Linked DNA regions of Homo sapiens: region 2 is linked to region 1. The links are chromatin loops, found by intact Hi-C in ENCODE. Cell type or tissue: breast epithelium. All regions are shown on one strand. Links, peaks and the distances in the headings refer to the core of each region. The heading gives the core; the rest is flanking DNA.

Region 1 (2,910 bases), core at 168-2,667:
ATTTCAGACTTCTGGCTTTTAGAGCTGTGAGAGAATCAATTTTTGTTGTTTTAAGTCACCAAGATTGTAGTAATTTGTTACATCAGCCACAGAAAACTAATACAGAGCCTAACATGCTTATTGGCTCAGACTCAGTAAACAAGGATGAGTTAGGATACAGGAGCCGCTGCTACAGCAAAGACCCCAGATAGCAATAGACAGCTTAAACACAATGGAAGTTTATTTCTATCTCATGTAAGAGTCTGAGCATAAGCAGTGAGGGCTGATAAGGTGGCTCCCAGGTGTCAGGGACCTGGCCTCCACCGTCACCTCAAATGAAGGTCAACCTTGTGGTTGACTGATTTAATATAGCAACCTGCCCCTCCCCTGCCCCCTGCACTGTATCTGTGCCCCAGCTCTTTCTTTTTCCCCATAGCACATCTTTTAATGTACAATATAGGTTGTTTGTATCATGTTTATTGTTTATTATATGTCTCCACCTGTTGGGCTGTAAACTCCACTGGGGCAGGGATTTTTGTCTTGCTTATTCACTAGTGTATCCCAAGTGCCTAGAATAGTTCCAGGCAAATGCCTGATGTGCAATAATAATTTTTTTTTTGCTTTGAGATGCTGAGGAGGGAAGATAGCTTGAGGCAAGGAGTTTGAGACCAGCCTGGGTAACATAATGAGACCCCATTTAAAAATGTTTTAAAAAAACATTTCTTTTTAAAAATAAGGCCAGGCGCAGTGGCTCACGCCTGTAATCTCAGCACTTTGGGAGGCCGAGGCAGGCAGATCACCTGAGCTCAGGAGTTTGAGAGCAGCCTGGCCAACCACAGCCAACATGGTGAAACCCCGTCTCTACTAAAAATACAAAAATTAGCTGGGCTCAGTGGTGGGCACCTGTAATCCCAGCTACTGGGGAGGCTGAGGCAGGAGAATCACTTGAACCCAGGAGCCGGTTGCAGTGGGCCAAGATTGCACCATTGCACTCCAGCCTGGGTGAGAGACCGAGACTCTGCCTCAATAAATAAATAAATAAATAAATAAATAAATAAATAAATAAATAAAATTAAAAATTAGCCAAGTGTGGTGGCCCACACCTGTAGTTCCAGCTACTCAAGAGGCTTGAGCCCAGGAGCTCAAGGCTGTAGTGAGCTATAATCGTGCCACTGCACTCTAGCCTGGGTGAGCCAGACCCTCTCTCTCTTTCTCTCTCTCTTTTTCTCTCTCTCTGCCCCCCCTCCATTCCACCTCTATTTCCTAATCTGATCTCTGAGAGGGACAGGAAAAGGCAGAACCAGGTTCAGAGTCCAGGCCTGTGACTCTCTTACTACCTACTTCTTGCTAGATCTCCCCTGCCCCCTGAAGTGGATTCCACCCTGCAGCACAGCCCTTCTGACTAATGGGAGCAGGGCAGAGGGCCAGTGAGCCTCTTTTGACCCTGATCCAGGGCCAGAGAGCATTGGAAGCAGAAGAGAATCTGAATTTCCTCATCCAACAAAATGAAAATGCCAACTCTGAAATCAAAAGTGATGAGAAGTAGAAAACCAAGTCTCAGAGCTCCTTGTCTGTACAGGCCATTTGGCTGACTGGCTGGGCACACAATCAAGAGAGAGAGAGAGACACAGAAAGAGAGAAAGAGATTGATTGAATGAAGTTGTCTCACTACTTTTTGTACTGGCAGGCACAGGGCAAAGCCACAATGTAGCCCGCACTCTTTCCCTGTATGGCTATAACCCGGAAGCTGCAAACATTGTATCCACTCACATCTTGGTAGCCAAAATTAGTCACATGGTCACATTTGACTGCAAAGGACACAGGCTTTATTCTGAGTGCTATGTGACCAGGCAAGTTCAGCAAGTCTGCTAGTAAAGGAAATGGGGAGAATGGGTTTTGGAAGAAAAACTATGAGTCTCTAGTCAAAATGATGGTTGAATAAAGATTATGTATTTCTAATAAGCGCCTGGCGGAGTCCAATTCAGGGGGATAGGAGCACTGAAAAAAATCCACATCAATTTCACAATGTGTCTAAGACAAAATTCAGAAAGAATATTCAATGTATTCATTTTACAGCTGAGAAAACTGAGACTAGAGGGTGAAATGACTTGCCCAAGGACACCTAACCAGAGAGAAATCTCGCGTGTCTAATTCCACACTGAATCTTCTTCCCTTCTAAGCACACCCCTTCTCCTGAAGGATGCGGCCCGTGAGAAGGACAATACTTCAGTCCAGGGATTTTCAGCATGAGGACTTCCAGCATCCGCATCATCTGTGAACTTCTTAGAAATGCAAATTCTCAGGCTCCCACCTAGACAGGGGAGAGGGGGCAGCAATGTGCATTTTAACAGGAATCCAGGTGATTCCCATGCGCCCTAAAGTTTGCTTTAGGCAAAAGATTGAACCTCTAATGGGGCAATTTTCAGAACTCACGGCAGCTTTAGGGATGTTCTTTTCTGTGACTCCTCAAACAGCGTGTCATGCTCTGGGAGATCATTTAGGGGCTGGGCAAGCAGAGGGCTACTAAGATGAACAGAAGGAACTGAGGCCACACATAGGTGCCTTCTACTGGAGGAAGTAGTTACTGTGGAGCCAGGAAGGCCCATGGCTTAGGCCCAGAGCAGCACCTAGTCTCATTCCTTAGCAACTCAGACTTAGACCCTTTCTTAGCCAGTGGTTGGCTGGGCTGTTCAACAATGTCAGCCTCTTTTTCTTCCAGTTTCTACAAACCAGCTTCTTTTCCCTCTAGACAGTGTCTGAAGATTTTCACTGCCCCTTTTCTCTTCTGTTTCTTTTATTTTTCCTTTTGCCTTTAAAAAATGCATCTGAAGGAGGAGAAACCTCCACTCTCCTGTTCAACCAAATGTTAGCAAACTAGAAATTAGACATTAGAAGAGGAAGGTGGCTTAAGTGTGGGGGCTCCTTTGAGAT
Region 2 (2,910 bases), core at 196-2,695, 48 kb before region 1:
GAAACAAGGGCCAGATCATGGCCTGCCTCATAAGTAGATGGCCTTAGTCCCAGTTTACATCTGTAGTGCATCTTTTTGATCTTAAGTGCCCTGTTGGACAATAAATTATATGATCACCCTACTAATAAGCCATTTTTAGATATGTGCTTTTTATCTTAAGAGAAATGAGAACAATGGAAGGGTTTTAAACAGACAGTAACAAAATCAGATTGTGAAAGTGTGTGTGTGTTGGAGGCAGGGTGTGTATTGCTTAATTTGAATGTTTTTGATGAGCTAATATGTTCATACAAGTCAAAACTTTAAAAAACACAAAAGTGAAAAATCTCCCTTCCACCCTGGCCCTCCTTCCACCCCTTCCACCCTACCTCACGGCCAACCCAATTTTCTTCCCTAAAAGCAACTGATACTATCAATTTCTTGTGTGCCCTTTCAGAATTTTGTTTTCCTTTTCTTTGAGATGGAGTCTCACTCTGTTTCCTAAGCTGGAGTACAGTGGCGCGATTTCGGCTCACTGCAACCTCCACCTCCCAGATTCAAGTCATTTTCCTGCCTCAGCCTCCCCGTAGCTGGGACTACAGGTGTGTGTCAGCGCGCCAGCTAATTTTTGTATTTTTAATAGAGACGGGGTTTCACCATGTTGGCCAGGCTGGTCTTGAACTCCTGACTTCTAGCGATCCGCCTGCCTCGGCCTCCCAAAGTGCTGGGAATACAGGCGTGAGCCACCATGCCCGGCCCCTTTCAGACATATTTAATGCATATAAAATTAATTCTTCTTTGCCTTTCAAATGTACCTATTGTTTTCTAATTCTTTATTTTCATTTAGTTTGCCTCCTTTTCTTATTCCTCTCACTATCTCTCATTGAGTTTCCACAGTATGTGTTCCCCTTTTACTGCTTCAGATTTGAGGCTTCATTTTTTAAGAGTGAAGGTTGGATAGTTTTCTTTTTTTCTTTCACTTCTTCCCCAAGCTCTGGCAGCTCAGGATTCATTTCCTCCCACTGTTTCATTACCTCTTCCCTCATCTCTCATGTGCGTGTTTTCTTTGTGGGGGAAATTACTTTGCTATGTTTTCTTAATTTTCTCGTTAAAATTGTCATCTGCTCCATGACAATGTTTTTTGATGAATCTTCTTTACCTGCTGTTTGCTGTTTGCTTTTTCTTTTTTCCTCCTTTGTTTCTTGTCAAAACTTTGTATATATTACTCATTATTGAAGAAGGTAATGTTTTTTCTTCCCCGTGGACCTCAGGTGTGAGAGAGGCCAAGATTGTCTTCCAGGTTGGCTAAATTTTCCTTATGACCCAGGGTTGATGTAAATTCACTGAGCCTTGAATTCTTTCCAACCAATGGCAAAGATTCCCCGAGGCAAAGTCTCTCCTCCCCTGTTGCCACAGAAACAGACCATTTCCTACAACTATGGCTTGTCTGAGTCCTGAGCCAGCAGAGCTCAGGCCACAGCACCTGCACCCGTTTTCTGCTGCTGCACACAAGGGCTCTGTGCATTCCGCATCCAGGTGTGCCCCTCCTCTTCTGGAGGATTCTTTTTCAGGCTGTCCCAGAGACTTTGCAGCACAGCATCCTTGCTCTATTTCTTCCTGCAACATCTCTGCTGAAGCTCTATTGCTTTTGGCAACTCTTCCGTCTATTTTGTGGTTTAGGTGTCTCCTACTTTTACTAAAAATGGAATTTGTGTTTTTATCGCTCAAGTCCTTTTTGCTTTTGGATTACTTCCAGAAAATGAAGGGAGGGTTACTAACTTTATGCCATCTTCAAACCAGAAGATCTTAGATTAGTAAGATCATGTTGGCCATGGCATGGAGAATGGGCTGGAGGTGGAGAGACTGGAGGTTGGAAGTCCAGTTAGGAGATTGCTCCTGCGCTGGGGAGTTGGTGTTAGGACAGAAGATCCAAGACGCGTTTCAGAGGTAACTGCTGAATCTTACTGGCTGGTTAGATGTGTGTTTGGGAGTGGGGGTGGATCAGGAAGAAACGGGATATTTCAGGGCTGGCTGCTGGAGGCTGCTTGCGATGTAACGTGGAGCTGGGCTTCCTGCCTGTTCTGCAGCTTCCTGCCACATTCCAGGCTGCATCTGTGTGGCTGGGCCCTCTGGGAAGGTCATAGGGAGTCCTAATGGGACAATGAGCTTCCCAGCCGTTCCCTTGAAGGTCCCTTGCAGATATCTGGATGAAACTCTTGGCTGGTGGAAACTTTCAAGAAGGCCTGAGGCAGTCAGAAGCCAAGTTGTGGTTTCAAAATTACCGGCCTATTCTCCAAGTCTCCCTGATGATGAGATCTCAAGATAAAAACAAGAAAACTGGGCGCAAAATGCTCTGTGGAACTGTTGATATCCCAGGGTTTCCTGCCAAGTCCTGGCTAAGGAACACAGGGAGGGAAAGGGGACCTAACAGAGGTCATAGAACCCACTCTCTGCCTCCATAGAGGCTTTCCAGGTCATCCAAACTACGAAAATTGAACAGAGAGCTTTCTCTCTCAGATTCTCCAGAGGGGGGAGACTCAGATTCTTTTCTTTAATCAGTCTGTAATAAGTCCTGAGTACTGGCTTTTTCCCCCCCTTAATGTACAACCAGGGTTGAGAACTGAGGGCTACACAATCTCAGAGATGATCAGAATTCAAAGTTAGGAATGTGCTGGCTCCACGTCTGTCCACTCTTGTGCAGTAACACAGCTGCCTGCCTGTGTCCAGGATGAAATGTCTTCAGTTCTGTTCCCTGGGATAGACTGACAGCTGTGGAAACAATGACCCAGATACTGTGTCTCCTCCTAGGATATGTTTCTTGACTCCGCTTATGTGGTTACTGCCAAACCTGGCCTCAGTGCCTTCTACACACAGTTTTGAAAACCAGGGCAATATTTCCAATCATCTAACAGAAGCTGCTCCTTATCAGTGATG

What was found. Hi-C counts contacts between places; a loop is a spot of excess contacts. Peaks named below come from ENCODE experiments on the same cell type or tissue, not always from the same donor. Only the 100,000 strongest peaks of a DNase experiment are listed, where the experiment ranks them.
Region 2: a loop joins it to region 1, with 14 times the contacts of the local background. A loop is called at or near these places in 6 of 110 quality-filtered maps.

What each region holds. Positions count from the first base shown.
Region 1 is chr15:69,127,471-69,130,380 of GRCh38, forward strand. No RefSeq gene overlaps it. Among named protein-coding and RNA genes, the nearest start is that of GLCE, 32 kb to the right of the region's middle. In breast epithelium, for the core only: no CTCF peak of the experiment used is centred there; a DNase peak (open chromatin) is centred at 1,641; H3K27ac peaks cover 1,556 bases.
Region 2 is chr15:69,079,454-69,082,363 of GRCh38, forward strand. EWSAT1 (Ewing sarcoma associated transcript 1) reads left to right here and starts at 1,397. Exons shown (of 4, transcript NR_026949.1): 1 at 1,397-1,923. In breast epithelium, for the core only: no CTCF peak of the experiment used is centred there; DNase peaks (open chromatin) are centred at 1,443 and 2,098; H3K4me3 peaks cover 1,000 bases; H3K27ac peaks cover 2,060 bases.